4 separate regions of the Mus musculus genome follow, and regions 1, 2 and 4 are each linked to region 3. A link is a loop called in an ENCODE intact Hi-C map of the cell type or tissue named here. Cell type or tissue: heart. All regions are shown on one strand. Region 1 holds the start of Orc3 (origin recognition complex, subunit 3). Region 2 holds the start of Zfp292 (zinc finger protein 292). Region 3 holds the start of Akirin2 (akirin 2). Region 4 holds the start of C9orf72 (C9orf72, member of C9orf72-SMCR8 complex).

Region 1 (8,000 bases), 66 kb before region 3:
ATACTTTGAAATCTAGTAGTTACAACACAATCCAATGCTGAGGACTAGCCCTATGCACACAGTGGTAGCGCTCAGTAATTGACATACAGATTTCTTTAAAGCAGGCCTTCTTCTTTCTTTTTTCTTTCTCTTAATTTCTTCTTCTTCTTCCTTTTTTTTTTTTTTTTTTTTCCTTTTTTGAGACAGGCCTTTACACAGCTCTGACTGTCCTGGAATTCATTATATAGGCCAGGCTGATCTTTGAACTCATAGAGATCAGTCTGCCTCTAACTTCTAAGTGCTGAGATTAAAGGCATCCCCCACCACACCCAGCCCCATTTTCACTATTTTCAAAACTGAAAATAGTAAGATTATCAGTAGTCTCTAGTCTGTGCCTTTTCTTTCTATTTATTTCTTCTTTATCATGAAAAGAGGAATACTCACCTCTCCCTCTCACCTGAAAGTTCTAACAAAATTCAGGGAACAAAGGATACATTAATACTGAGAATTTTATATTCCATCTTTAAACCTTAGAGCTAAGAATCTAGTATGTGTCAAGTTTCTTACTACTCTGCAGGAGCTCAAGGACTCTTGCATATGTCTAGTCACCCTCCGTGCACCCCCTACTGTAAACCACCCCTAACTTGCTGTAACTCCTGCTACAATGCAAATGCATCATAAGTATATTGTTATCAGTGTATTGTTTCAGAGATAATATAAAAAAATAACCTTGTTTAGATTTAATGCAGATGTGATTTCTTTTTTTGAACATTTTGATCCCGTGGCCCAAGATAATACATCCATGGGTAGGCTACATTTTATCCAAGCACTAAAATATTTTGCCAAAATGATAAAATGATGAGACTAATATAAAAAAAGATTATTTTTTCCCTGTACCTAAGAAAACAATATGGATTTTATATAACCCTAAACAATAATTCTCTATCACTTGGGAGTCTTCAAATGAAGTCAAGCAAACAACACAACCAAAGAGGCAGAGTAAGTATGGTACACTAGAACTCAAGCATCAGATGATTACACAGTCTCTAACGTTCCAATCAGATCAGACTGACATAATTACTGCTAGCATAAACAAATATGAAAACAATTAACAAAAGGATAGTTACATGTACCACGGAATACTTAAAATAGAACTGGAATTTTATGACCCTAATTATAATAAGTTGAATATAATGAATCCTAACTTTAAGGACGACTCTGTAAATTTAAGAGTTGAATAAAATTGGATTGCCAACAAATTCAACAATTTGAGATCACTACAAGCATACTTAACTCTTTTTTTGAAACTGGAACAGCAGATATTGACTTGATCAAGCTTTCTGGTGGAAGAGCCAATACTCTGGAAAGCTAAAAGGAAAAAAAGAATAAAACAGGATAAAATGGTTGATCCATCTATTCCAGAGCGAATGGAATATTACTAGCAATAAAGAAATGCCATTAACACACTTAATAAGAAGGAACCTCAAATACATCATAAGTAAAACCCATATAAAAGAAGGTATTAAGTATGATTCAACATATCTGATATTCTAGGAAACACAAAACTCTCTGACTGAAGTAAGATCTGTGGCTGCCAGGGCTTGAATATGATGCAATGGTTTGATTATAAAGCAGCAAGCAGGAGGCTGCTTGTCCTTCAATGGATTTTATATTTGTCAAATTTAAACACGTATATTCAAAAAAGAAGATATGAATCAATGAGAATCAAAAGATGATTTTCATCAAAAGAATATTTATTGAATAGCTAGTCTGTACCAGTTAGTATTCTAAGCATCGTGGCTATAAAAACAAACAAAACAGATTTAAAAATTATGGCATTTAATAGAAACAAGTAAATATTAAGGAAAAAATATCTAATCCCCAGGCCCAAACTCTATTAAAGGTTTACTCATCAGAGAAGCAGCAAAGAAATAAATCAAAATTAAGGAAAAACCAAAGCAAAGGCCATAGGATAACTCAGTGATAAACCACCAGCCACTTGGCCTGGTTTGGTACATATGAGGAGCAAGGCTTGGTCCTTAGCACATAAATAATAAGTAAGCAGAAATGGGTACATTTATATTTTCAGGAAGCTTCTTTCATGACTGTGTTGAATTTAGTGGTACAGACATTTCCAGGTTTTCAGTAATTTTTGGTGAAAGGCACACACACGCACACACACACACACACACACACACACACACACACACACATTATAGGATTTAGTTATTCCTTGGACACGTGACACACGAAAGAGAGAGAACTCTGTTAAGCAGCCAGAGATGACTACAGAAAACCACAACTAGCTGGAATGCAGAGTTGTGAAGCCCAGCCTTGGAACTTTGGTGCAAGCAGTATACTTGAGAGATGACTCCTGGGACTGTGGGGATGCACTGAGAGAGAAGGAGAGAGAAGGAGATTGAACCACCAGAGCTGGAACTCTGCTTGCTGCTTGCTATGGTAAAGTGCTCACCAAGTGAATGCCAGGAGGACTGGGTTCAGAACCCTAGCACACTTTAAGAGCTGAGTGTGGCGACACGTGTTTGTGACTTTACAGTGCTGGTGCTGCAGAGAGCTGGGGTATTAGGTAGGGATGATAAATAAAAGAGCCTAAATCTGGGTATGAGAGGACCAGATAAGGAGAATGGTAGGGTGGGGAGGGGGGAAGGGTATACGAGAAAAATACACTGAATGATTTTTAACATAAAAAAGGAGGACAGGGCTGAGCCAGTTCCAGCAGGCCAGTTGGCTTCCTTGAGGAACTAATGTAAGACAATGTTGCCCAGTTATAGGAGCTAAACTGTAAATAAAGAAGGGTTGTTCCTATTTTAGGAAGGAAACCACTCCAGGCTGTCCCACAGACAAGGAGTTCTGGCATAGGTAACCAAGAAAAACTGCAGCTAAATGTATTGGTAATGTGAGTGAGAATTCCTGAAAATAAGCTGTGTCTGTAGTAGCTGACTGACTAAAACTTCGACGACTGTGGAGAGTTATGGATAGTGCAGATCTGGGACCTAATTAATTTCATTAGTGTCTCCCACCTTTGGACCTAATATCATGCTACTACAAGCAAGAGTTAACATCCTGACAAACAGATAACCTTTTGGGGATGTACTAACAAAAAAACCCTAGTTTTCCACCAAGCAGAGGGGTCAGAGTGTTGTCAGAGAGCAGCCGGGGTCTACAGAAGAGTTACCCTCATCTTGCTGTAACCAGCCTCGCTGATGGTGCCATCAATCTATTTTTTAAATGCTTTGCTTTACTAATATCACTCTTTGTTCTGCTGCTCCACGAAACTGCATCCATACTGGAACTATGGAGATTGGGGAAACGTGAACCCATGTTGCTGGTCCAGTCAGTCAAAGTTGGCCGCAGCATCTGCTATCCTTTCTTCCCTCTGAGTGGAGAGCCGGAGATCCGTGTGGACAGTGGTTATGACAGGTGTTAATTTCCTGCCATGGTAAAACTAAAAGCTGGTCACATAAACACAAGAACAAAGAAAGCAGAGGCTAACTTAACTAATGGCTTACAGAGCCTGCCAAGAGCTTAAGAGCATTAACACCTGCAAGGTCTAAGGACAGACCTTGCCTTCTTGGGATAAAGGTCAGCAGAGAGTCGTGGTTAACAGCTAGAAAGGACGAGTAAAGATAGAGAAGGGTCTTTAAAGCATGGCCGCTTCCTTAATTGAGCAAGCTGTGCATAAAAGCCTGCGATCATCTCTTTGGTGAGCCAATGGGGCGTGCACAGCCAATGGAGAAAACCTGAGACACCGGCACCCTTCCCCACCCTCATCCAGCCACAGGCTCCCCAACTCTGGATTTCCCGTCCCTCATTCCGGAGGATAGGCCTGCCTTAATAAAAACAGTTTCACTCTGCCTCTGTCTTCTTTCTCTCTTGCATTTTGTCTTTCCCAGACAGTCAGTTGTTTTTTGCTTGTACCATGCAATGAACTCAGCTAACAGCAGAATTGCCATTACACCTGCAGCTCCCTGGCTAACCAACCTAGCTAAACGGGTAAACTCCAGGTTCGGGGAGAAAATCTGCCTTAGGGGAGAGGGGGGAAAGGTGGACAGTGACTGGAGGAAACACAGGCAACCTGTGGCCTGTCCTCATGAAGGAACATACAAACACAGACACACAGATAACACATTAAAGTCATCTCTGTAGGCTGGAGCTTAATTCCCACAGAACTACCTAAGAAGTATATGCACCATCTTTCAGAATTGTCTAAAACAACCCAGCCACAGCGGGCCTAAGTCTGTGCTAGCACTAGCAAACTCCAGGCAGGATAGGCTGCGCTAAACACGCGAGGAGTACAGGTCAAGTGTCTTTCTCCACCTTATTTGAGGCAGACTCTCACCGAACCAGAGGCTGGAGCCACCGGTTTCTGTTTCCACCTCTCAGAAGTGTGGTTTCAGACTTCCTTAGCTATGCAGGTTTTTCAACCTAGGTTCTGGAAATTCAAACGCAGGCACAGATGCTTGTATAGCAGGCACTTCACCCGCGGAGCCATCTCCGCAGCCCTTAGCATGCCTTTTAAATCATCTATTTTATCCAATGGTCTCCAAGTCCGGATTTAGAGCTTTTCCTCGGGAGAGCATCGCCTACAGGTTTAGTAAGCTACAAAATTTCTTATTCGAGATATATCCTACCAGGTTATTCATGAGAGCAAATAAAGGGCATAAACGAAGGAGGAACATTAATTTCTACAGGGTCTAATCATGGCCTCTGGACAGTCCGCCCAGGTTAAAGCATTAAGAACGGGAAATGAGAAGACAGTGAGCACTCAGGGCTCTCGAGGATCTTCCCACTCCGCAGCGCAAGGAGGAGGCAGGGTCGGCCTAGGCTGCACCCTCCGGCCCTGGCTCCCGCTGGCTCGCCGCTCTGGACTGTACCTGACAGGCGATCGACCTACGAAAGCCACACGCCATGCCTCCCTTTCCCGCACGCCCCGCCTCCGCGCCGGAAGTCGCCTCTGCTTCCGCCAGGGCGCGCGGAAGTGTGGAGTGCGCATGCACACGGGGCCGCGGACTATGGCCACCTCCTCCGTGTCTAAGGTACGTGGGGGTGGCGCTCGCCTCAGATTCGCGGTGCCTGTTTGGCAAGTCCGACGAGGTTTGATGGGCATCAGCTCTGGCTCCGCGGAGAACAGGACTCGGGCGGCTTTGCCCAGGTCCGGGTTCGAGGCAAGCTTTGCTCTGGGCAACTAGGCCATGGCGCCAAGGCTAGGAGAGCGGCTGCCCCCAGAATGTGCTGCGTCCTGCCGCTTCCCCCACTCTTCCCCCTCCATAAATTCACACTGTGCTTTAAGTTACCGAGATGCAGATGGAGGCAAAAATAGATTTCTGTTCCCAGAAATACTCATAAGCAGCTGATCTTGAATTGGCTCATTAGCAAGGAGAAAAGTTCTAAGAGAGGAGGGACGAACCAAGGTTTCTGGGAGACCGAGGAAATTCTTGGAGAAAGTGACAGTTTGGCTAAGGTCTGAAAAATAAGAATCTTGGCAAAATATAAAGCATTAGTTTGGGAGAGCAGAATAAGATGGTCTTTGCCTTAGAATGTAGAAATAAAAGAGCGTATTAAGTAAAAAGAGCAGTTTAACCCGTGAGTGGAGAGAGGAGCATTAGGAAAAACCAGAATAAAAATGTAATTCAGATGAGTGTTTTGAGGGGTTGTGGACTACTCGATGGCAAAGGAGTGCTAGTCAAATTGTAGTTTGTAAGAGGAGAAATCCTAGGCTTGTATTGCCCCCTAGGAGCCTGTGGCTACATCTGGAATTAAGATAACTTAAAATTAAGTTTACCATTAGCAACCATATTTCAAGAATATCAAACAGGGCAGCAGATGGAAAAGAAAGGTCTATTGGTCTGTGCTGCTATGCCTTGTAAAGTAAGACTTGACTCCTGTTCTAAGAACAGAAGGACACTCCTGAAGGAAGCTGAAATAACAGACTTCTGAAAGGTTTCGTAATTGGGGCTACAGGGGAACACTGAAGTGGGCTGTCTTCTTTTATAACAGGTCTGTTAGGGGTGATGTTAACATCAGAATCAGGCAGGCAGGCAAGCAGGCAGGCAGGCAGCAACACAGCAGAGCCAGTGAAGGGAACTCTGGCCCACGGGGCAGAGTGAGACCCCTTCAGTGTTTTTACGGGGTGAACCCGCTGGAGGACATTGAAATGCTCTCTGGTTTTGGCGCACAGCCCACTAGGTTGTTGCTGGAGGTAAGCAGCGAATGACTCCTCAGTTTGTGAAGTTTAGGTGATAGATATACACTTTTTCTAACTGGGCATTCCTGAGGGGAGATGGAGCAGGGAAGACAAGGATATAAAGGCAAGTCATTTTAGTCCAAGAAACGCAACTGCCGCTTAAAGAAATTGTCACAGTTCAACAGAAATGGAGACACTTTACACATGGTACGGTTCTGGCTGAGGGTTAAGACATTTGAGAAGTGTGTTAGTGATGAAAGGTAACGGTGCACCAGACATTTAATTTTGATTAAAATGGTCAATGACAAGCAGTACCCCCAAAGACTACATTTCAAAGAGAACAAACACTGTGGTTTAATTAATTTTTTGGAGGCATGTTCTCTCGATGTGCCTTTATCGGTTTGCAACTCTATATGTAGATCAGGCTGAACTTGAACTCTCCTGCCTTCCTGAGCCTGCCAAGTGCTAGGATTAAGGGTGTGCACCACCATACCCAGTTCCTAGTTAAAGACTTTTGTGGTTTTTTTAGCTTTATTCCTATTTTTATTTTTCCTTGGCTACAAAGTTCCAGATGTTTTGAGTGCCCTAACTCCTAATCCTGTTTGTTGCTTAAGACTTCATTGCGTTCTCTTTTCTGGTGGTGAATGTAACAATGTGGACTTTGTGCACACTACACAAAAGCTTTACCACAGCTGCTTCTCCAGCCCTTCCAGAGAAGGAGAATTTTTTTTTTTTTTCAAAAAGCCATCATTTCTATAAAACTTGGAGATGATAGTTTTTTCAGAAAAGCACTTTTCTTTTTGCCCTAATAGAAATATCTGTGTTGATAATCATGAAAGAAATATTATATAAATAAGAACCTTTAAGGACAATTTCCAGAATTCATGGAACTGCCAACGTTTTAATTTATTTTCCTCCTTAAACATATCAAGTATTGTTGGGGGTTTTTTTTGTCATATTTTTTGGCTGATGGTTAAGGTGGTTAGCCACATTACTGTTCATTAATGTTTGTTGCTTATATTCATATCCTTGTGCTAATATTTGTTATACTACTATCCATTCTATAACTGGCTGTAACGTGTATATGGAAAGAATGCAGTAATAAGCTTGTCATGCTACCATGCACTTGTTAGAAATACGTACAAGTAATTCATAGACCTTTACTAGTTGCAAATGTAAGACCATGAGGTACAGCTTAATTTGGAACATGTAACCCACGTGGCTACTTTATATTTTGCAAAGCTGTTTAACAGTAGTCTGAGATGATCTTTTTTTTTTGTCATATTTTACTTCTCGTAATATTTCATTTTCTTTTTTTTAAAGATTTATTTATTTATTATATGTAAGTACACTGTAGCTGTCTTCAGACACACCAGAAGAGGCCGTCAGATCTCATTACGGGTGGTTGTGAGCTACCATGTGGTTGCTGTGATTTGAACTCAGAACCTTTGGAAGAGCAGTCAGTGCTCTTATCCATTGAGCCATCTCGCCAGCCCAATCTTTCATTTTCTATATAAATAGAGGTCTTAAGAGACTGTCCATGAAATGTAACTTTCATTTTGGCAGAATACACTGCAGCTAAAAAATTAGGAGCTAAGTTTCAGTGGTCACAAATAATAATAGCAAACTTAATGTAGTTGGAAAATTACCAGGAAAATTACTTAGCAAGTATTTATTCATTCTGTGTACTGGTCACCTAATATATTTATTTATTAGTACATTATAAACATTGAGGAGGTGGTTATATATAAAATACATCTGTGCTGTAAGTGTGCTCACAAATTACCAGGAAGATAAAGCAAAGATGTTTGAGTCC
Region 2 (8,000 bases), 340 kb before region 3:
TGTCCTGGAACTCACTCTGTAGACCAGGCTGGCCTCGAACTCAGAAATCTGCCGGCCTCTGCCTCCCAAGTGCTGGGATTAAAGGAGTGCGCAACCACGCCCGACTAGTGACCAAAGTTTTACAGGGTCTGGGGAGACAAAAATATTTTTATAAAAGTTTTACAAGGTGGAGGAGGCAGGTAAAAAGATTTGAATTCATTGCACTAAATACAAGTTTCATAGTATTTGGTAGAAAAGTCTTATGTATGATATTTCCTACACTGAATTTCCAGGCTGTGGCTAGCTCTTGCATGTGAACTAATGCTTTTCTCCGTTTTTACATAATTTACTTTGAAGGAGTATGTAATTGTTCCTTGTATAATAACTGATACTATGACAGGGAAATTATGCAAAGAGCCATAAGACAAACTAGAACATAAAAATCACTTTAGAACCGTATACAGAACACTTAAGCATGCATAGCCAAAAGGAAAATGTGAGTTCAACCATAATTCACCTTTAGGGAGGCAGGTTAGAGGACACCTTAAAAGCATGACAGCTTTGAGTTAGTCACTGGATAATGACACTGCTATCTAGCGAGTACTCAGCATTTTATATACACATTTCAATCTATCCCAACAACTTAGGTTGGGGGAAATATCACTGCATGAAATACAAATAGGGATTAGGAAATGGGACCAGAAGGTGTCATCAATCCCCTGATACTTAATTAAATTAATGACAGATCTGAAAGGTTCAAATCTCCTAGACTGCAGTGCCTTAAAAAATGAGGTCACGGGCTGGGGAGATGAATCATCACTTGAGAGTGCTTCCTGCTCTGGCAGAGGACCTGAGTTCCTAACACCTGTGTCACTTGCAGAGTCTGAAGAAGATTGCTGAAGGAAGACCCCAGACTCGGATAGTATGCAAAGACAAAGAGCTTTTATTCTGCAGAAACATCCAGCAAGCAAGGGTTATCATTGTTTCCAAATGGCAATACCCACAGAGACATTCAGGTTCTTTTTATAAAATGACTGCTTAATTGCTTCTGAGATAACAGCAGACTTCTAATACTTAGGGCGCATTCCAAGGGGTTACAGAAGCCATTAACGGAAGGTTAAAAAGAATATATACAACACAGGACGCCAGGTGCAAAAACAAGAGATAAGATATTGACTGAGTTTATCTAAACAAGACTTCACAGATGGCTTAGTTATCGTCTAAAACTTTTCATGACCCTGCAAGCTGGTAACAAACGGTGAAAGTTAAGCCAGAGAATTGCTCCTAGTGCATAGGCACGTAGGCATTCTCTGTTATAACCTCTTATTCAATTTATGACTGAATTTATGTGCAGACCTGCAGTGAGTGTCGTCCCCCCCCCCCCCCCAATGTGAACACAGTTTCTGAGAGTCACACAAGTACTAAGAACAAAGGGCCGACATAAGTCCCTCTCCACTTAGAGGAGGGCAATTTCCTGTGGCGGCTTTACCTAGCCTTCCACTGAGTCACTTTGAGATGCTAACTGGAGGCTGCAGGAGCCGACCCCCCGCAAAGCGACTTGGTCAGGCGGATCAGCTGCAAGAAGAACTGCAGAAGCAGGGTACCGTTTACCTAGGCTAGAGAGCAAATATGGTCTCTCTACAGTCTAAACTGTTTATAATGAGAACAAGGACGACAGGCTACTGTCAAATACAAACTGGATTGCATTCATTTCAATGGATACATATTGACTACTAAGTACACTGTCACTTGCCAAGTGACATTATAGAAAGTAGACTGGACATAATACAGTTTCTACTATTAAAGTGCTACCAGATTGTGAATAAGACTCAACTATATGGCACCTGACTGTATGCAACACAGTAAGTGGTTCATCAAAGCTACCCCACTTTGAAGAGTGGGGATCAGAGAAGTATAGAGAGAAAGAGAACATTTTGTAAAGGTGTGCTGTGATTGTAATTCTAGCCCTCCAGAAGCAGAGGCAGGTCGATCACTGCAATTTTGAAGCTAGCATGGTCTACATGGAAAGCTTCAAGACAACTAACACCATGTAGTAAGACTCTATTACAAGAAGCAGTGTTAAACAACAAAAAGAACTATGAGGGCTGGAGAGACAGCTCAGCAGGTAAGAGCACAGGCTACTCTTCCAGGGTTAGATTCCCAGTACCCACTTTGCGTTCACAATAACTTGTAACCCCAGATCTGATGTCCTCTTCTAGCCACTGCAGGGTCTATACATACATAGTACACAGACATACATGCAGGTAAAACATCTATAATGTAAATAATAAAATTTTAAAAGTCTGATAGAAGTTGCTTGTTGGAAATGACTCTTGTTCAATTTGTGATCAGAGCAAGAATACTCAAAATAGTACCAATTAAAATAGTACTGCTTCTATATTGAAGAAAGTGTCAAAAACAAAGGTTCCCAACCTATGGGTTGTGACCCCTTTGGCGGGGGGTGGGTGAACAGTCCTTTCACAGGGGTCATATATCAGATATTTACATTAGGATTTATAACAGGGACTGGAAAGATGGCTCAGCACTTAAGGGCACTGACTGCTCTTCCAGAGGTTCTGAGTTCAATTCCCAGCAACCACATGGTGGCTCACAAATATCTGTAATGGGATTTGATGCCCTTTCCCTGGTCTATAAGCTTCATGGAAATTTCTGGGCAGTCGTGGCGCATGCCTTTAATCCCAGCACTTGGGAGGCAGAGGCAGGCAGATTTCTGAGTTTGAGGCCAGCCTGGTATACAGAGTGAGTTCCAGGACAGCCAGGGCTACACAGAGAAATCCTGTCTTGAAAAACAACAATAACAACAACAAAAGATTCATGGAAATCAACAAAATTTCCTAAGTTGATGTCCTAGAATGAGAAGAGAGACCTGTGCATTTCTAAGTTCATTTCACCACAGCATTGCTATTTTTTAAAAACTCAAGTGTTACAACAGTGTGATATTATATAACACCCGATGAGGTAAATGATGTACAACGATTATAATTTAGAACTACAAGGCTGGGCGTATAGCTCCTAGTTGATAGAGCCTGTGCACAAGGGAAAGAGTGGGGAGAGGAGGAGGGGAGAGGGAAAACTATTTTCTGTATTTCTCTTTGCTTCTTTAGAGAAATGGTGCACGCCAATTCAACTACGCTACAGAGTTTGTTTCCAAGGTTCTGTTTTTGCTTTATTTTATGACTGCTTTCATTTGGGTGAATTAGAATAATTAGCGATGGCTTAGTTGACAGAAAGGCTGCCAAACATGCATAACGAACTCAGTACTGCACAAAACGAGTGTGACGGTGAAGGACAGTAGGAAAAGAAAATCAAGTCATTTTTCTGCCACGGAGTTCAAATCAAACATGGGCTGCAAAGTGAAACTATCTCAAAAAAACAACATAGTTTTTTCTTCTTCTTTTTTTCCTTTATATGTCATTACTCATTTTCCATTTGGTTTTTCTTCCTCATAAGGTAAAAGAAAAAAAAATCCCGCTAGATAAATCCCTCTGTTTCCCTCCATGAAAAGAATGTAAGGACTAAAACTAATCTTTTTACTCGTGCTTCGTGTTTCGGGCTCATTGGAATTGTGTACGTAAGCGGACCAGTGCCTGGCTTATGTTTTCAGCGCTTTTAATCGATCCGGTTGCTGTCTCTCAGAGGAGGAAAAAACATATCTTCTCTACAAAAAGTGCAGTGTGATTTTAGCAGATGAGGCGGCGGTCTTCACCCAGATCTCCAGTCTTCTTGGATGCACTCCAAGCAGACGCCAATCCTCGCGTCCCCAAGGCTGCGGGTTCAGGCGTCCGGGTGCAGCCCAGCTCTTTGGAGAAGGCCGGCCAAGCCCTGCAGGGCGAGTCTCCCGGCCTCCCTGCCTCCTCCGCGCGCAGCCCGAGCGGCTCCTCCCGGCGGGCTCTGGAGGCCGCGCGCCCGCGGGCTGTGTGGCCAGCTGAGGCAGCTCGGCTCGCGGGCTTCGGGGTGCAGACAGGGCTGGGGAGCAGCGTGGCGGCGGCCGGCGCTGCCAGCGTGCAGCAGGCACCGCGCATCCCCGGTTCCAGTCTTCAGGTCCCGCAGTCTAGGAATTCCTCAAGAGCCGGCTGGTGCGCCAGGCTTGCAGGAAGCCCGCAGGACCCGGGAAGCTGGCGCCACCCGGAAGCGCGGCTCCTCAGCACAAGTGCCGGAAGTGTAACTGGTGGCTGAAGGCTCGACTGCCTGAGGGCCCTTGTGATACCACGCCCACGAACTAACTGCCTTGCTTGGTCAAAACGCTGTCCCCAGAAACCTGGGGGCTTGTGGCCCAAGTGGCCTTATTGTCATTTTATGGACTGGGTCTCCAATTTTTCCTAAGAGCCTCTAGGCAGAGAAGGGTATGTGCGTGTGTGTGTGTGTGTGTGTGTGTGTGTGTGTGTGTGTGTGTAGTGGTTCCTGTGAACTGAAAGTTTGGTACTTAAGAAGCTAACGGCTACGGTTAAGTTTTGTGTGTATAAGGTCTCAAACCTGGGACATATGGCTAGCCAAGGGACCTGTTGTATAAAAACTGACCGTGACCATCAGGTTCTCAGCATTGCTAAGACCTGTTACAGAGTCCTGGCTTCTCTTAGCACGCCTCACCCCTGCCTCCCACCATAAACCTCTCCAGCCCCTGAACTTGCTTGTCTTCCCCCAGCTTGCGATTCCTAGAGAACTTAGCTATTTTGGGTGCACGCTCTTGGTCCTCGGCTCCCTTGGTCTCTTCTCTCTGCTTCCCCGCTGTCCCTCTAATCATCTGATCTATTCTGAGAGAAATGTTCACTCTGTACTCTCCCAAGTTGCCTCTGGCTGTTCTCTCCTTTGACAACCATACCAAGGGACAATCACATGCTCGTTTCCACTCAGTGTGCTTGTTGATTGTCTTCTCTGTGGGTTGGTAGGATGCCCTGCACCCACAGGCGTTGTATTAAATAGCTATGTAGATGTCTCTCTTTATTTTCAATTGTTAGTTTCTGTGCTATGACTGGATATTTGGTATGGTCGTTTCTGTGGCCCATTACTTCTTTCTATATGTAAATGTTTTGTCACTAAGTCACTTGCCCAAAAAGAGGAAAAAGCAAACAGGTCACAGAAAGTCACCTTGGTCTCAGGCTGGCCAAAAGGCACTAAGACATGGATTTTGAGGTCTGAGATACTCAAGCCATGCCTAGTGTGACTTGTTCTTCCTGCTGCCTGCAGACTGGGCTGGAGAACTGTTAGTTACAGCTCGAGCACCATGTCTTCCTGCCATGATGATAACGGACTAATCCTCTGAAAATATAAACCAGAAATATTGTCCTTTATAAGAGTTGCTGTGGTCCTGGTGTCTCTTCACAGCAATAAAACCCTAACTAAGGCCGTCTTTCTCCTCATAATTCTCAAGTTTAACAGTCACAGACACTAGATAAAAGCAAAAGGTGCAGATGAATTTATATGGCCGTACTAGAATGCAGATCCAATTTATGATTCCAGTTTCCTTTAAAATTTTATTTTCTATGTAAGAGTGTCATACCTGCATGAGGTCTGTGCACCACTTGCATGTCTGGTTCCAGAAGCAGTTGGCATCCCCTGACACTGAACTCACAGACAGCTGTGAAGCAGCCACCTGGTACAGGGACTACAACCCTGGTCTTCTGGAAAACTAGCAAATGTTCTTAACCACTGAGCCCATCTCTCCAGCTCCTAATCCAGTTTTTTTAGCCACAAGGGTATCATGGCCTGAAGGTAGGAATGACATTACTAGGTACCCCCTCCCCATCCCATTACCAGAGTCTCCGGAATGTGCTCTGCCATCGAGCTACACCCTAGCCCTATGTAATAATTTAAAAAATCATTATTCAGGCATATTTCACTTTGGATCTTTCTCTCCACACCTGCTGCTACACACTTTCCTTCCTGTAAATGAAGTGTGGTGTAACTCATTACTGTTGAATTGTAGAAAAGGTAAGCTTCCTAGCCTTTAGTTATTGTACAGTCCTTGCATTTACTGGTGCATTGGCTAATCACATATTTCTTTTGATAATTTTCATTGGAATCCTAAAATAGCATACATTGATGGAACTTTAATACCTGAACTATATATATAACCTGGGAAAATGAACTGCAAAATTTAAAATCTTAAGCAAGGAGGGTACAGGGCAGCTCATTGGTAGAGTATCTACAGGGACTAGGGCAAGACAAAACAGCTACCTTCATTTGTTTCTTCAACTCTTTTTCACTGTTCAATCCAATAGAGGAAATCCTTAGCCTTACAGTGTGCTCCCCTGGTCTCATGTACATGCAAGCATTAGAGGATTCTGTCTTGTTAATGTGCAGTATTGATGCTGTTTTCTGTAAGGTTGCCTTGTGCTTGTTCATCTTATGTAATGATTTAAAAGCATGCATTACAAAACATTCGCTGGAACAACACAGTATTCAGAGAACATTTTCCACTAAGTGTCCTCCTCCCGTCACCTGTGAGGACTAGAATCACATCTGGCTTTATTATATACATTTCCTGAAAAGGCTACTGGATACGGTAGAAATTATGTTTTTGAGACCCAGCATTACAATGTAGCCCGGGCGGACTGGACCGGGAGACCCTCAGCTCCAGCTTCCTTCGTGCTGCAGTTCTGCTAGAGCCAACCTCCAGGCTGGTTGTTCATTTTAGATAACTATCCTTAGAAAAATACAGTGCAGTCAGAACACAACAGTAAAATGACCAGGTGTGTCAACGCTGTTGTTTGTTTTAAAAGGATTCAGTTGTAAGGCAGACATCTTGCCTCTTAAATAAACAGTAGGTTGTGGGGTGTTTTGTTTTGTTTGTCTATTTGTTCTTGCTGACCTGAAACTGGCAAAATAGTGTAGTCTCTGAACTTCTGATACTCTGGCGTTCACCAGGGAAGGTTGAGATTAAACAGGCAGTTGCGTGCCTTTTGCCTGGTTTATGCAGTGAACGGAGCTAGGCAAGCACTCTGTCAACTGAGTCACACCCCTAGCCCTCAAACACTGGGTTTGTTATTAGTTTGATTATGAAATTTATGGTTAAGCACATTGATTTTCCGACTACCTCTTATTCTACCCCCTACTCCTTTAAATTTGTAAGAACTCATCTGGCATAGGCTGGAGGAGGAAATATTATGTAGCCAGGGATGAACTTTTGAACCTCTCGTCTCCGAGTGCTGAGATTACAACCGTGCACACAACACTCAGCTCTCTTCTCCAATTCTAATGCCAAATACTGTTTTCGTCTTGCAAATAAAATACGGCTTAGAAGGCCACCTGTTTTGCAGCACCAAGAGGAGGGTTGCTACTGGCATTTATTTGACATCCGTGTTCCTTTTTTTACTTTAGCATCCTTAATTGTGTTCTTTCCTTCGACCTACTTTCCCAAACTAAGATTCGGTGTGGATTCTTGTAACGCGTAACGGTAACCAGATTTTAGAAAAGCTTTTGTGCCTTAAAAACCACCGGGTTACAACATTAATCATTTCGGTCTGTTTGAATTCTCTCCACACTATTCTTTTCTTGTGTTCGCTGCTTGATTTCCCAGAATGAGAATTGAACCTCTCATTTTGTTCTGACCCAATTGTTGTGTGTGTGTGCCCTCCAACACCTAGAGCGCTTGTTTCCAGGAGGCGTTCTCGGGTTGGCCCAGAACCAGGGCAATCACCAGCTCTCCACCCTGCCCTGGCCTCCGGCTGTTCCGCAGACCTTGCCCTCGCCCTGGCCCTGGCCCTAGCCGCCGCCGCAGCAGCAGAGGCCTCAGCTTCAGCTCGCTGCAGCACTGCCCCGGCGGTCGCCAGCCCCACACCCGGCCTTTGTACGTGCGCCCAGGCGTGCCAGCGCACCGGGCACGTGACCCCGCCGAACGTGGCATTGTGTTATCACGTGACCCAGGTGCGTACGCGACGGAGCGGGCTGCGAAGATGGCGGACGATGAGGCCGAGCAGGAGCGCCTGAGCGGTGGCGGCTGCGCGGCGGAGCTGCGGCGCCTGGGCGAGCGGCTGCAAGAGCTGGAGCGGCGGCTATGCGAG
Region 3 (8,000 bases):
TAGAACAGTGCCCAAGTTCTTGAAGCTACTAATATGCCACTTCAAGAACACTATCAGAAGAAAACATGAAGTACCTGAAATAGAATAATGATAAAGACAAATCGCATATAGTACATACTCTGTATAAACTTCTAGGTCTTCATTAGTTTTAGCTTAAAAAGGTTCAACCACACATTTACTGTGTGATTAAAAATTACAGCAGCAAATATGTACATTTTAGCAAATTTAAACTTTAACAATCTTCCCTCATTTTTCAAGAAGCTAATCTTTTACATTTTCAAATGAACTGAAATACCAACTTAATATTTAGCAAACTCTAAAAACATCAACTGGCAACTCTCTCTCCTCTCTTTCTCTCTCTCTCTCTCTCTGTCTCTCTCTCTCTGTCTCTCCCTGTCTCTCTCCCTGTCTCTCTCTCTCTCTGTCTCTCTCTCTCTCTCTGTCTCTCCCTGTCTCTCTCCCTGTCTCTCTCTCTCTCTCTGTCTCTCCCTGTCTCTCTCCCTGTCTCTCTCTCTCTCTCTCTGTCTCTCCCTGTCTCTCTCTCTCCCTGTCTCTCTCTCTCTCCCTGTCTCTCTCTCTCCCTGTCTCTCTCTCCCTGTCTCTCTCTCTCTCTGTCTCTCTCTCTGTCTCTCTCTCTCTCTCTGTCTCTCTCTCTCTCTCTCTCCCTCTCTCTCTCTCCCTCTCTCTCTCTCTCCCTCTCTCTCCCTCTCTCTCCCTCTCTCTCTCTCTCCCTCTCTCCCTCCCTCTCCCTCTCCCTCTCCCTCTCCCTCTCCCTCTCTCTCTCTCTCTCTCTCTCTCTCTCTCTCTCTCTCTCTCTCTCTCTCTCTCATTGTGAGACAGGGTTTCTCTGTGTAGCCTTGGCTGTCCTAGAACTCACTCTGTAGACCAGGCTGGCCTGGAACTCAGAAATCCGCCTGTCTCTGCCTCCCAAGTGCTGGGATTAAAGGCGTGCCCCACCACCACCCAGCTGATTTGATTTTAGGTTTCAAGATGTGGTCAAACTAGATCAGCTGGCTAAAAGACTAAAAATACTCCCAGTTATTTTACAGTATACTGATTGAGATGTGGAGACTCTTAAACACTCTGCACTACAGCACTGACATGGCAGACTGGGAGATCATTACCGTTTCTGAACAACCTCCCTTAAGTAAAGAAACGTGTCATAGCTCCCTGCTGTGTTAGTATTCAAGATTATTTTAACTGCATAGGGATATATTGTAACTCTCAAACTTATCACTAGCTCCAATGAAATTTATTGCTAGTTACAGCTATTTTAAAATGGCTCCATTAGTAGATAGGACACCATTTCAATGTTCAAATTTAGCATTTCATTAAAAACAAAAAATGTCTGCCCCAAGAATTCATTCTCCAGCCCGGCGGAGGTGGCGCCCGCCTTTAATCCCAGCACTTGGGAGGCAGAGACAGGTGGATTTCTGAGTTCAAGGGCAGCCTGGTCTGCAAAGTGAGTTTCAGGATAGCCAGGGCTACACAGAGAAACCCTGTCTCGAAAAACCAAAAAAAAAAAAAAAAAAAAAAAAAAAGGAATCCATTCTCCACTTTGTTCCCTTGTTTTACAGTAATGACTAAAGCAGGGGGTTCTCAGCGCTCCTGATAAGCCCACCCTTTAGCACAGTACCTCATGCAGTGATGATCCCAACCCTATGATTATTGTTGCTACTTCATAATGTAATTTTGCTACTGTTATAAATCATAATGCAAATATCGGAGCGTTCCCCCGGGGGTCGCGGCCCACAGATTGAGAGCCATTCCTCTAACAACTCGGTCAGGAGTGCCTTTATACACATATGTGGGGGAGGGCAGCTTAGGTATGATCCTTAAATAAACGTCTTGGAATTTCTACGAAAAGTGACTGCAACTCATAAAACAGCTTTTGGCTACGTTATATCAAAAATTTAAGAGCCAGACTAGGTAACTGAGGTTCTCCATGGATTTGGGTATGAATATTTAAATGTGACATTTAAAAAAACACACATGGTACAGTCAATTTCATATAGATGTTACCAAATACAGAACTCTATAGTTCCCATCTTTTTAAAATGAATTACTGAGAAAAAAAAAATTTAAGCTAAGCAAAGGCTTTAAGGATGATATCACTAAGGGCTTACACACACAGGCTCACACACTCTTGCATGCCACACACAAAAGAAACAGACTTACACTTCAAGTCCATTAAAGTTTACCCTAAGATTGTGCCGAAGGCACACAAAGATTTCCAAATGCAGAGGGGGAAAAAAAATCCCTAGGTACACATTTAGTATACAAAAGCAATCAAAGGTCCATCCGGCAGACACTTTGAGAAAATGTTTCAAGACTTCAAGTCTGAAGTCCACTGGAATCTTGATTTATTCGTTACTCTCGAGGCTAGGTTGTTTTCTCCCAACATACTTCATTGGGATAACTAAAGCATTTACAAATAAACTAGTCAGTCTCAATTTGAAGTACACCTTCCTTTTCATTAAAAGTTCAGGATCTCTTAAGGACTGGACGCATAGTGAGATCACATTACAGTACTCGGGAAGAACATTTGCTTTGTTGTTGACCCTGCTAGGGAAACAGGTCTTGACTCAGCCAAAGTGGCGTTCTTGTGGGTGATTAATGACAGGCCTACAACTCGCCCCAGTGACATCCATCCCCCTCCAAACCCCACCCCTTCTATACTAAAACCAGCCAAGTCTAAAATGGAGGAGGGGCTGCCTTCTCGCCTCAAACCACTCAGTCACTGAGTTAATAGCTGCAACCAATCGATTCAGCCCAAGAGACCCGGAGATTCGGGTGAAATGTGACCCTTCTCTCGCCTGACTTATGAATAATATCACCCTCTCTGATCATTTCCGCTGGGGCTCTACATAAGGAAACGATTCTAGGGATCTAGCCCCAAATGATCTGCCTCACAATGAGGGACCCCCACAATGCCGGCCAACCCGACTCGTACCCACCCAACCTGCCGACACCACCCCCACCTCGGTTCAGGCCCTTCCTTCCCTTTGTGTCCGCACCCAAGCTCCCGGCCGCAGCCCACCCCGGCAGCCCCGGGGCCGAGGCCCACCTGTGGTGAGCCGGGAAGAGACGTCGCCGAAGGGGGAAGGCTCCATCCGGAGATACTTCTGCGGCGAGGCGGCCGCGGCCGAGGCGGCGGCGGCGGCGGTGGCGGCGGCAGGGGAGGCGGCAGCCGAAGCCGGCGCCGACAAAGGCGCGCACCGCCTCCGCTTCGGAGATGCGGGGCTCAGCAGCGGGTCGAAATCCAGAGTCCTTTTCAGAGTGGCTCCGCACGCCATGGTGGCGGGCGGCCGAGGCTCGGCTCGGGCGGGGCCGGGAAGGACGGGGGCAAACGGGCCCTCCGAGGTGCCCGGTGGGTGTGGGGCCCGGGACGGCGGAGCCGCGACAGGGCAGGCGGGCGAGGCGCGAGGGTCGCGCCGCCGGCTCGGGGCCGCTCCCGAGAGGCCGGGCCGCCCCCGCCGTGCGCTCGGGCTGAGCGCGCCGGGGCTCCTGCGCGGAGACCCGCTCCCTTCGGAAGTGGACCCGGCCAGTGGCGCGACCCAGACGCGATCTCCGACACGCCGGTGCAGACGGAAGCTCGTGAGTGGCGGCCACGCGCGGGAGCTGCGAGGTAGCCCGGCCGTACAGAGCTAAGCAATGCACTCGACCCTCTCTTCTCCACGGAACAACTCTGCCACCCGCCGCCGGCCCCAATATGGCGTCAATAACAACGCCGCCGATTCAAATCCTGCGGCCCCAGGGCGCCTGCGCACCGGGGGCGGGCCCGCCAGAGTGCATTCTGGGATTTGTGGGGTTTCGTGAAGGGCAGGGATCGGCCTGAAAGGCGGTTACCCAGAAGTCACAGAAACTACGACTCCCGTCATCCAAGGCGCACGATCCCAAGTTCCGGGTTGGAATTTAAATACCCCCTCATAAGTAAGAGAGTTTAAAAAAAAAAAAAAAAAAAAAAGACCTAAGGAAGAGAAAGGAGAGCCTGTGAGACAGTGGGGAAGAGGAAGCGAACCCATTGGAAAAGCAAGCTAAGCACTTTAGAGACCCTGTGAAGATTTGGCATAGTGACTTAAACGGGATATAACAAAGAGCCAGTCTAATATTTGGAGAGAGATTAATTTAGCTGTCAGGAGCGCCAAAAAACCAAATCTGTCACATGGAGGAGATAGGAAATAATGAAAACACCAATTTGGGTCCTCGAGACAGAACGACAGTAATAATATCAGATTACAGGATCTTTGAAGTCTGTGCTTTGCGCTTCCCAGATAGGTACTTGTTTGCTTATTAAATTCTGCATAGCTGAAAAGGAGCACAAAGTCAATTGTTTACTATGAGCAGAGAGCGATCAACACCAGAAATTTGTTGAGTTTGGAAGGCTGGGTGGGGTCTAGGGAAAGGCAAGCAAATAAATGCCTAGGGAGCAGGACCCATCTTTATTAGCAAAGTGGGAAGAAATATTTCTAAAATTTGTTTTTTCATCAACTATCTAAAATAGGGATCGACTACAGCACTGATGAAGTAATTTATGTAGATACTTTATATCTTCTGCCTGTGGATGCTAGCTCTCCACCAAGATTATAAGTATTAATACGCCTAATGCTCACTCTTTTCTGCTTACTCAGAAATCAACATATGTGGCTGCTTTATAGTTGTTTTGGACAATACCTCTCTATATATCCATTTGTTTAGAATTGTTCACCACCACAAAGATCAGCTTTCTTGATCACACTGTATAAGCAACTCTGTCACACTTATTTTAATTTAGAATATAGTTCTTAGAAAGTATCTTTTGAGAAAGACCAGCATTCTATGAAACAGTCACTTAACTAAGACTTGTACTAAGGATGTGTTTATTAAATTATAAAAACTCCAGGAAATCTGTTATTGTGCTGAAACTGACTGGACGTTCATACTTTATGTAAGAGCAGAATAAGAAAAGTTCTTGACTTTTTTTTTTCCTTTGGAGATAAGATCTGATATCAAATTCACTGGGTAGCCAAAGATGACCTTGAACTTTTGACCCTCCCACCTCTACCTCCTGAGAACTAAGGTTAAGATGATTGGCGTGTGCCATCATACATCGTTTATATATTGCCAGGGGTCAATCAAGCACCCTAGCAACTAAACAGCAGCCTCTCCTTTTGTCCACTAAGATTTGACCACAGGTGGCACGGAAGGTAAAAGGGAGCCACAAGACAGGACATTGAGATTGTGTGGAAGAGGAGGAAGGGGTAATAGAGTATTTGTGACATGAAAGCAGAAGGTAACTGCCAGGGGAGAAAGGGTACACGGCCTGGAGGAATGAACAGAAACAAATCAGGTATGAGCAGGCCATAACGCAAATTGCATTGTGGGCTAATGTTAAAAATAAACAAGAAATTCAGTAGGATAAATAAAAGCAATTGTATAGAGGTCAGAAAAAGAGCAGTAGTAAGGACTACCAGCGTTAGCCACTCTAATTGTCTGGGAATGTCGATATAGCTAGCATAGTTTGCTCATTTATGCTTTTGTCTTTTGTTGTTTGTTATTTTTGAAATTTGTTAGTTGGTTTTTCCTAACTGTTGTATGGCTATGAAGAGACACTATGATCAAGGATACATATAAGATAAAGCATTTAACTGGAGGCTTGCTTATAGTTTCAGAGGGTTATCATCATGGAAGGAAACGTGGCATGGATGGAGTAGTAGTAGTGAGAGCTTATAACTTGATCTGGAGGCAGGAAAGAGAGACAGAGAAAGAGAGACAGAGAGAAAGAGACAGAGAGAGACAGAGACACACAGAGAGACAGACAGACAGACACAGAGAGAGAGAGACACAGAGAGAGAGACACACACACACACACACACACACACACACACACACACACAGAGAGAGAGAGAGAGAGAGAGAGAGAGAGAGAGAGGGCCCCCCTTGTGATACATCTCCAACAAGACCACACATCCTACCTTCCTAAATAGATGACCAACTGAAAAACAAGTATTCAGCTTGTGAGCCTTAGTGCCAATTCCTATTCAAACCACCATGCTAATTACTTTGATTTGGGGTTTGGTTTTGTTTTTGTGGCTCTAATGGTACCCTGTGTGCATTAGGTATTTCCCTTTCCTGGTACCAGGGTTCCCTACAGAGTGACATTCAGTTTTGACATAGCTTGTACAGTAAGTTTTTCTAGTTTTTCTTTCTGTATTTTAAGGCATTTTTTATTAGATATTTTCTTCTACATTTCAAATGCTATCCCGAAAGTCCCCTATACCCTCCCCCAGCCCTGCTTCCTTACCCACCCACTCCCACTTCTTGGCCCTGGTATTCCCCTGTACTGGGGCTCTTTCTATATTTTTAATCGGTGTGTTTATTATAATCTGGATTTTCCTTAATTTTTTGTTCTTTCTGGTTTAAATTTAAACATGCCTGGGGCAGTTTCCCTTGGAAATTTGGGAACTCCTATCAGCAACAGTAATTCTTTCTGCATTAGGTCTGCAGCTCTAGGCTTATGTGGCCTACAGGAGGGTCAGGAGTTCAAGTTCATCCTTAACCCAGAGGCAACTTTCTGGCTTGAGAATGAGACTGGCTCTCACCAGGGAGTGGAACTCTTTGAAAAGATTAGAAGGATTAGGTGGTGAGGCCTTGTTGTCACTGGGAGAATGCCTTGAGGTTTTCTTTTTTCTTTTCTTTTTTTTTTTTTAAAGATTTATTTATTTATTATATGAAAGTACACTGTAGCTGTCCTCAGAAACTCCAGAAGAGGTCATCAGATTTCATTACAGATGGTTGTGAGCCACCATGTAGTTGCTGGGATTTGAACTCGGGACCTTTGGAAGAGCAGTCGGCACTCTTAACCACTGAGCCATCTCGCCAGCCCAAGGTTCTCAAAAGAAGACATTCAACACAGTGTTTCTTTCTCTCTGCCTGCCGGTCTGTATGTAGGTAGCTCTCAACTACTACTCCAGCATTTTGTCTGCTACGCTCCTGCCTTGATGATGGACTAAACCTCTGAAACTGTAAGCAAGTCGCTAAGTAAATGCTTTTTTTAATAAGAGTTGCCTTGGTCATGGTGTCTCTTCACAGAAAAGGCATAGTGACTAAGACCCTTTCTCAGTGCTTCAAGCTTGAAAATCTTGTCTATAAACTTTCACATTATTCTCACCACATTGAAAAAAAGAAGTCTGTCAAGGGATCTTTTGCTCCCACACTTAAAAAATGTCAGTTGATAACATTTTATTTTTATTTTTTACCACTCTGTCCTCTCAATAGTCCTCATTTGTAACAAGTCTTTCAGAGTAGCCAAAGGCTTTCAGAGAAAAACCTACAAAAAGTAATTCTAGCTGGGCAGTGGTGCGGCACACCTTTAATCCCAGCACTTGGGAGGCAGAGACAGGTGGATTTCCGAGTTCCAGGACAGCCAGGGTTATACAGAGAAACCCTGTCTCAACCCCCCCCCCCCCCACACACACACAAAGGGAAAAAAGTAATTCTAAGGCAAGAAATGAAAATAAATACAACTCTTAAAAACCATTCAGTTTTAACATAATTTTGAAGTGAATTTTGAGTTCATGCATCAAAAAGAAAGAGAAAACTAACACAGTAAGTTAAGTCAAGTTACATGAATCTAAATATATAGTGCAATTAAATGTTCCTGTGACCTCACAGCCAGGCTGGTTCTGCTGGTGAATACAGGCAAGTTTTAAAGGCTTGTCACACTTTTGTCACCATGTAGCAATTCTCTTCTGAGAAGCATCATCTTCCCCAGTCTGAGCAGAGAGCACACTGCTTTTACCAAGATCCAAGACTCTGATCCTTGCTTGGTACTAAACTGTCTTACTTTTTAATGGTTTTTGTATTTCCATTTTTTTCCTGTGTATTGTTGTGACTGTGTGAGGATGCTGGATGCCCTGGAACTGAAGTTACAATTGTGAGCTGCCATGTGGGTGCTAGGAACTGAACCTAGGTCCTCCGGCAGAGCAGCCAGTGTTCTTATGTTGCTGAGCCATCTGTCC
Region 4 (8,000 bases), 670 kb before region 3:
CACTACTCATCTGTAGTGAAAAGCCACAATACAGTTACAAACCAATCAATCAATCAATAAATCAGACGTCATGGTGTTCTTTTCCCAAAGGTTAAAAAACAAAGTGCACTGTGCTATTTGGCAAAAATGACGTTTAGAAGAAAACACGGTGACTACGCACAGAGGGTGGGGGAATCATTGTGCTTGTTGCGGAGTGAACACGTACAGTGTGCACGCAGACTTACGGCATTTAACCGTGTCATAGGGACCAAAGGAAATCCACTCACTCACTAAATATTTGTTGAGCACCCACTACCTGCCAACTCCCAAACAAAACAAAGCAAAACTACTTACAACCACAAACTACGCTTCGTAACCTAGATAGATAACGCAGGTGACACTATCTATCTAGGTTGAGCTCAGCTCTGCCCATGCTTTTCCTGAGCGGCTCTTGGAAGAAAAGCTACAAAGCCCATGACAGCCTCCGCCTGGCCAGCTGCCACTGGCATCTCAAGGCTGGCAAAGCAAAGTGAAAGCGCCAACCCGGAACTTACGGAGTCCCACGAGGGAACCGCGGCGCGTCAAGCAGAGACGAGTTCCGCCCACGTGAAAGATGGCGTTTGTAGTGACAGCCATCCCAATTGCCCTTTCCTTCTAGGTGGAAAGTGGTGTCTAGACAGTCCAGGGAGGGTGTGCGAGGGAGGTGCGTTTTGGTTGCCTCAGCTCGCAACTTAACTCCACAACGGTGACCAAGGACAAAAGAAGGAAACAAGACTGCAGAGATCCGCACCGGGGAGCCCTGCAGATTCTGGGTCTGCTGTGGACTGGGGGCGGGACTGCGACTGGGCGGGCCTGGGGGCGTGTCCGGGGCGGGGCGGTCCCGGGGCGGGGCCCGGAGCGGGCTGCGGTTGCGGTCCCTGCGCCGGCGGTGAAGGCGCAGCAGCGGCGAGTGGGTGAGTGAGACGCGCGGGCGGAGGGGGGCTGCTGCCACGGTCGGCTCGCGGGCCGGCCGGCTCCGGGTACCAGCGGGGTTTTTTTCTCCTTCGAGGTGAACTCCTCCCTGTCCCCCGGGCGAAAGAGCCCTTGGCCTTGCAGGAGTTGCGGGGGCCGCGGCGGTGCGGAGGGGATGGGGATGGGCCTCATCTTTGCTGTCCGCCCGCGCTCCCCGATCCCGACCCGGAGCGTCTCCCGGGCCCTTGAGGGAACCCTCCGGGAGTACGGCGAGCGCGGCCCCCACCGCCACAAGCCTGGGCCCCAGGGGCCTGGCCCGGCGACAGCTGGTGGGTCCTGCGACCCAGTCAGGTCTCCCGAGGGTCCCCGCCCGGGAGGAGAAAGCGCCGGTGGGATGGAGTAAGGACGGACAGAACAACACGCAGGCAGGATTTCGCAGAAGTTTGCAAGGAGTGCGGATGCCCACTTACATGGGCTGCTACTCTTACCAGGTTGTTCCCCAGTTCTGTGGGACGTGACCTGGTTGCCTCACAGCTCCGCGGTTGTACAGACTTATTAAAGGAAGTGACCATTGTGACTTGGGCATCACTTGACTGATGGTAATCAGTTGCAGAGAGAGAAGTGCACTGATTAAGTCTGTCCACACAGGGTCTGTCTGGCCAGGAGTGCATTTGCCTGGGAGGGATTGGTTGCGCTTTCTGGTGTGGGGACTATTAGGCTCTTGTAGAGTTTTGTCCCGGCAGATGGATAAATTTCTTGTTACACTGTTCCCGTTCGTCACCAGTTGAGAAAAACGGGTACACAGTCTGTCTCAGTAGTACTTTTACTTTATATTAAGGGCCCAAAAGGGACTGGAAAATACTTTAAGATAGAATCGTTAGTCCACTTGGAAAACTTAAAATATGAGAGAGAGAGGGGGGGGGGAGAGAGAGAGAGAGAGAGAGAGAGAAAGGAAGGAAGAAGGAGGAAGAGGAGGAGGAAAGAGATTGAGATTATGTTAATAATATGGAATCAGAATATTTGAAATATAGTAAGCGTCCCCTCAGTTAAAGAGGACATTCCAGGAGGCCCCCAGTATAGCCTGAAATCTCAGGAAACGCCTACATACACCCATCGTGTGGATATAGGTGTTTTCCCTTCATTACATTTCATACACAGATGTTAAAGTTTAGAAAGTAGGCACAATAAGAGATTACAAATAACTGATAATAAAGTCGAGCCATTGCAGCTGCTCTGTAAAAGTCCTGTGAATGTGATCGCTTTGTGTTTCAAAGTAACTTACTGTACTTCACCCCTGTTAAGCAAAACAAGATTCACCTGAACGCAGGCACCTTGGTACCTTGGCAGACACCAGATCTGATAACCAAGAGGATGGAGAAGTAGTGGCAGACAGTGTGGAGAGCATGAATATGCTAGACAAAAGGGTGAATCATAACCTAGGAGCAGAAAGCAGGTATTTCATCATCCTCCACAGTAAAAACCTATGTCACGTAAAAAACCTACAAGTAGTTTTTCTTTTACTCTTTTTGAATGAAAGCTTGCTACAGGCACTGAAAGTTAAAATAATCTGTGGATCAGGAGGAACAGGGGTTTTCTGTCTGAGTCACTGCTGACTAGCACCTCAGTGACCATTGGCACTGTGGGAAACCCCAGAGTCAGTTGGAAACTTCGAAACTAAAGGTGACGGTGTTCTTATTTCATAGAACACAAAAAATAAGAGGGGTTACAGCCTGCGCTGCAGACTGGACATTCAACAAGCATTTAAATTTCTGGGAGACAAATGTAAATATAACTTTAAAAGTTGGTAAAATACTCTGTTTGGCTATGTTGGCCATCCAATGTTTGCTTTTAGAAAATGACTGAATGGATAAAACGTCTATCTTTTGAGCCTGCCCTAGACCCCCATGTTGAGTGAATACTGTCCAAGTGTTAGGTTAGCCGGCCTGAGAAACTTGGATCTAGGCAAGATGGCACAGTCCTGGTGTCATGAGTATGCATGTGAGTTTTGGCTGAAATTGAACATTTGTAGAGAATGACAAAGGCTGGTCTGGCAAGTAGTCCACTGTCTTTACAGTGGTCTTGGTTAGTTCCTGTTTGGCTGAGAGGGCTGGTTGATGGCTGTCCTGCCCCTCTTCCCACAAGTGGAAGCCTTATGGTATAATTCTTGATCACAGTAGCAGTAGGCAAATGAACTTCCTCAAAGCAGCCTGGAAAGCTGATTTTTTTTTCTTTCTTTCTCTTTTTTTTTTTTTTTTCACAAGGTTAAAGAAAAAACAAAGGGCTTCAAATGTGCCAGTCTGCTAACAGTGTTAACATGTTTATTAACATAAATAAACTTTATTAGTTTTTGGAAGTATTGGTTAAGCCCTCGTGACCCCTGAACTCGGTTTATAGAGTGATGAGTCGTAGCCTCACTCTGGTTTGGACTCTGGCTTCTCTCAGAAGACTCTGTGGCTAATGTTAACCTTCTGAAGTAGCCAGAAAACATATAAGCAAAAGTCTGTGAGGTTGAAATGAATTTTTTGGCCACATTTGTATATGGGTTCCCACCAATGCTAACTTCAGGTGTTAGTAATATCAGACTCACAGCTTCCCTGATTACACTTCGCTATAAGACTTTATTTTTTAGGTCATAGGAATTTCCCCTTTTTCATGATTCCTAAATCATGAAATAACATAGTCTAAAAATACGGTATTCCTGAAATAAACAATTTCTAAGTTTTAAGCTGCGTGCTATTCTGAACAGTCTGATGCCCTCTTGTAGCTTTTACTGTGTCCTACCCCGGGCATGGTTGATTCCTTTGTCCAAACATCTGTCTGTTGTATCCACACTGGATTGCACCACCTGCGTGCTAGTCAGTCACTCAGACATTTTAGTTATAAGGTAGCTTATATTTACTCCTTATTTTATTTAATAATGGCCTCATAGCAAGGCGGTAATGATACTGGTAATTTGGGTTTGCTTAAGAGGAGCCATGAAGTAGTTTTAAATGAAAAGGTGAAAATTCCCACTATAGTTTGGAGGGGGAGGCTATACTGGTACTACTACGATTCACGGTAAGACTAAATCTTCTGTGAAATTATGAAGGAGAAAAAGTTACACTGGTCTGGTCTTGCTGTTGGATTAATTTTATAGTTATAACCACTGTACATGATAAATAACCCTAAAACAATGAATTTGTAGGTGGATGGCATAATCTGAAAACCATGTTCTGAGCAGTTGATGGCAGCAGGCTGTGCTGGAAGTGTTAGGCATATTTATAGATTTCAGCCCAAGTTCTGAAGAGGCTGGAGAGATGGCTCAGTGGTTAAGAGTGCTTGCTATTGCAGAGGACCTAGGTTCCTCTACAGGCACCAGGCAAGCGTGGGACACACTGAGATACATACAGACAAAACATAAAATTAAATAAATTGTGCATAATAATACTAGTAATATATGAGTAAAATAAGGATAAATACACATCATAATTAAATAAATAAATTGTAAAGTTCCCTAGAAGTGAGGGTCACCAAGCCATTCACAAGATGGCTGCGCTGATGCAGGGATATATGTGAACTAGAAAAAGGTCAAACTTAACAGAGAAGTTCCAAGGCATGCTACTGCAGGCTTGGCTAGCATGCTTGACCTGCAGAAATGCTGACGGCCACTGGGAGGTTTTCACAAATGAGGAATTAGAAGAACTTTTTTTACTAATCTCCAGAAAAAAAAAAGGGAAGAAGAAACTGAAGCAGCCTGTGATGTGGACCAGAAACGCAGTGACAGTAACATGTGTGACATTGCAAAGGCATGAAAGGACAGAGCTGTGGAATACAGACCTCAGGTGGAGCTCAGCATAGAGTCATTCGGGGATTATGCCTGCTGCAGCAACAAAAGGATGAGCTCAAAAGAGACACCGACTTCTGAATGCAGTGGGTGTTTGTTTTGTTTTGTTTCAAATGAATTGGGCAGAAAACTTTCCAGCTGTGGAAGCTTCTGAACCGTCCCTTGCTGCTGACATCTAAGCGTCCGCTGTGTCCCAGCTCAGTGATCTAGGGTCTTCCAAACAGATGGTCCGGTGCTGAGCACTTTGAATCTCAATCCTGAGTTTCTACCACGCCTTTGGCCATTTAATTCCCAGATAAAAGACACATACAACCTTTATATTTATAATAAACCTTAGTCAGCACAAGAGCTGAGCAAATATCTGTCCTCTATGCTATTATATCTATTACCCAGCCAATAACCCCATTCTATAATTTGCTGTGCTTCATCTGGGCTGCTCTTAACTTCAGTCAGCCAGCCCACGTGGCCATTATTTTAAGATTTTTTTACCCCATAGTGTCTTCTCACTTTACTTTACATTTTTCTCTCTCTCCTCATGGTTCTCCTCTGACCCCAAGCCTAGGAACCCTAAACCCCACCCATGTCTCTTCTGCCCATCTATTGGCTGTAGGCATCTTTATTCACCAATCAGGATAACTTGGAGGCAAGGTTAAGTAGTCTCCTGGGTCTAGGTGCTGTCTCTGGGAGCAACCAGTATTTAGCATAGCAAAAGACCAGACCTCCACAATGATCACTCTGACCATCGGGGCAGAAGGCACCTACTAGCCTGTGCCACTCACCTCACTTTGTTGAATCACATCTTATCCTGTAGTGTGTATCACTGCCTGTTATCACAGGAAAAAGTGAGTCCCATCAAATAAGATGTTTCAGAAAGAGACCATGTTCATATAATTATCATTCTGGTAAGCTTTTAATGGTTATATTTTGTTATTAATCTCTTTGTTCCTATTTTGCAAATTATACCTTACAGTAAATATATATGCATCCAATGGGGTCTTTGAATTCCTCCCCGGGGAGTAGGAGGACTCTTTGAGGATGGGCTGCATTTAAAGCTAAACAACGCAACATGACCTTTAGTCCTTATAGATAGCCTAGAGATGAGACTAAATAAAAGAAATGGTATATAATGCTTTAAGTTTCCCAATCAGCTTAAAAGCTTTTCCTATAAATCTTTAAGATTATGCTCTGGGGCTCAATACTGCTTCAAGAAGGGCTTTTCTTTTGTATTTAGAATTATTCACCTTTTTAAACAAAAGGAGAAAATGGAATAGAAATATGTTTGCAACATAATTTTATGACTATGTGTTTATTTCGCGTGTTCTGTGGGCCTGCAGTTTGCTGCTGTTAATGAGGACAACAGTGGCACCAATACAGTTTCCACTCAGATTACATTCTCTGTTCCCTTTCTGAAAGCTGCCCTCTCCACTGGGCCCAAAAGAGTCAGTATCTTAAACAAGCTGTACAACTTAGATAACCATGGTCTCTTCAGACTAGTTAATTGACATATATTAAAAAGTAAATAGTACCAAAGTGAATTTCTGAAATTAAAAATGAACATTTAAAAACTCTAGGTAAACTATTCCTTAGAGTTAAGTGTTTTGCCAAGTTCTGTAATCATAATATGATAGAAACGCTCACTCAGCATTCTAAATATAGAAGTTACTCCTTCGCATGACACTCTAATTCTTGATAAGGTGGAGAAAGAGAGAGAGAGAGGGGGAGAGACAGAAAATATGGTGGTTCAAGGACCATTTGAGGGAATTAGTTATGTTCTTCCGTCCTCTGTGGATCTTAGGGGTTGAATACAGTCATTGAGCTCGGTGGATGGCTGTCCTGTTGAAAGGTCTGCCCAGCAGAGCAAATAGACTTTTTTATTTACATGGACATCCGTTTGTGACTAATCTAATGTTCACTCCCAAAGTAATCACACAGACAGAGAGGTAGCTTCCTTCAGTACTCTTACCTTACATGAATCCTACCATTTTGTTATTTTTTTTCCACTTTAAATCTTTGATTATGTGTTTTTAATTAGAAAATTTGCATACAAATTTCCATACAGTATGTAGAATTGACTGTGTTTGAATGGGTGAAGATCCACATGTGTAACCCTAGCTCTGGACTGGCTCTGAGCTTGTTTGCTCTTCTCTTTTGTGTTCTGAGTAACTGAAACTCTTTCATTTTAGCAGCTTAGTATGCGCCCTTCACATTGCTGTGCTGCCTGCTGCACTAACATTACTCCTTTGCTTATGTTCCCCTTCCTGATTCAGTGTCATTTTAAGCAGTAGTACTGGACCTCAGTACCTTAGCCGGAGCTCACTGAGGTGACAGGGCTGAGGCTCTGCTGCTGTCTTTTGAGCTTACCTCTTTTTAATGTTTTATGGTATTTCTGCTGCCAGGTTTGGGGGTTTTGTTTTGTTTTGTTTTTTGTTTTTTGTTTTTTTTAATTTTCTAGGAACACCTAGAAAACACAAACTAGGAAACTTAAAAGAGCAGCGTCTTGTTCCCTGCGTTCTAGAAAGTCCAAGCCTAATGCCAGTGTCATGGTTGTCAGGAACATGAGCCTCTGAAGGCTTCTTGGGAAACCTTTCTTGTCTCAACACCTCTGGTGGCAAGCAGTAGTCCATGGTACTCTCTCTGTCCACGGTCAGCATCCCAGTCCCTGCCCTTTATCTTTGTGCAGCCGACCAGCTTTGCTTTAGTCTGTCTCCTTCTCAGGTCTCCTTCCCCGCTCCTCTTAAGCACAGCAGTCATTGGATTAGAGCCCATCCTTCCCTCGGATGGCCCATTTGACCTAATTTTACGTATTTGTAACTAAGGTCCCATTTACTTACACAGGGCCCTCCCCTTCCTGTTTTGTTCTTTAGCTGAAATGGTTTGGAGACCAAATATCCAATCATTACAATTGTGCACAAGCTATGTTCATTTGGAGGTAATAAAGGCTCATTCTTTGCTTCTATTGGTATGTGACATTTTTCTAAGTCACTTGGGGTTTGATAGATATCTTTAAATGGCTGAACCTGATCACTGTTCTTTTGTATGTCCCTGTTTAGCTATTGCAAGCGTTCGGATAATGTGAGACCTGGAATGCAGTGAGACCTGGGATGCAGGGATGTCGACTATCTGCCCCCCACCATCTCCTGCTGTTGCCAAGACAGAGATTGCTTTAAGTGGTGAATCACCCTTGTTGGCGGCTACCTTTGCTTACTGGGATAATATTCTTGGTCCTAGAGTAAGGCATATTTGGGCT

Evidence for each region. Hi-C counts contacts between places; a loop is a spot of excess contacts. Peaks named below come from ENCODE experiments on the same cell type or tissue, not always from the same donor. Only the 100,000 strongest peaks of a DNase experiment are listed, where the experiment ranks them.
Region 1: it touches region 3 in a loop (6-fold over the local background); 8 of 42 quality-filtered maps call a loop at or near these places.
Region 2: a loop joins it to region 3, with 4 times the contacts of the local background. A loop is called at or near these places in 4 of 42 quality-filtered maps.
Region 4: it touches region 3 in a loop (4-fold over the local background); 3 of 42 quality-filtered maps call a loop at or near these places.

What each region holds. Positions count from the first base shown.
Region 1 is chr4:34,611,901-34,619,900 of GRCm38, reverse strand. It overlaps Orc3 (origin recognition complex, subunit 3), which reads left to right and starts at 4,959. Exons shown (of 20, transcript NM_015824.4): 1 at 4,959-5,036. The coding sequence starts at 4,992. It overlaps Rars2 (arginyl-tRNA synthetase 2, mitochondrial), which reads right to left and starts at 4,944. Exons shown (of 20, transcript NM_181406.4): 1 at 4,875-4,944; 2 at 1,274-1,347. The coding sequence starts at 4,910. In heart, a CTCF peak has its summit at 4,978; a DNase peak (open chromatin) is centred at 4,970; H3K4me3 peaks cover 2,773 bases; H3K27ac peaks cover 2,481 bases.
Region 2 is chr4:34,882,812-34,890,811 of GRCm38, reverse strand. Zfp292 (zinc finger protein 292) reads left to right here and starts at 7,864. Exons shown (of 8, transcript NM_013889.2): 1 at 7,864-8,000. The coding sequence starts at 7,893. In heart, a CTCF peak has its summit at 3,916; DNase peaks (open chromatin) are centred at 4,131 and 7,821; H3K4me3 peaks cover 3,008 bases; H3K27ac peaks cover 2,579 bases.
Region 3 is chr4:34,546,341-34,554,340 of GRCm38, reverse strand. It overlaps Akirin2 (akirin 2), which reads right to left and starts at 3,726. Exons shown (of 5, transcript NM_001007589.3): 1 at 3,068-3,726. The coding sequence starts at 3,296. In heart, no CTCF peak of the experiment used is centred here; DNase peaks (open chromatin) are centred at 2,800, 2,990 and 3,750; H3K4me3 peaks cover 3,611 bases; H3K27ac peaks cover 2,295 bases.
Region 4 is chr4:35,218,720-35,226,719 of GRCm38, reverse strand. C9orf72 (C9orf72, member of C9orf72-SMCR8 complex) reads left to right here and starts at 884. Exons shown (of 11, transcript NM_001081343.2): 1 at 884-932; 2 at 7,804-8,000. The coding sequence starts at 7,863. In heart, a CTCF peak has its summit at 4,561; DNase peaks (open chromatin) are centred at 569, 859, 1,359 and 4,569; H3K4me3 peaks cover 2,211 bases; H3K27ac peaks cover 2,737 bases.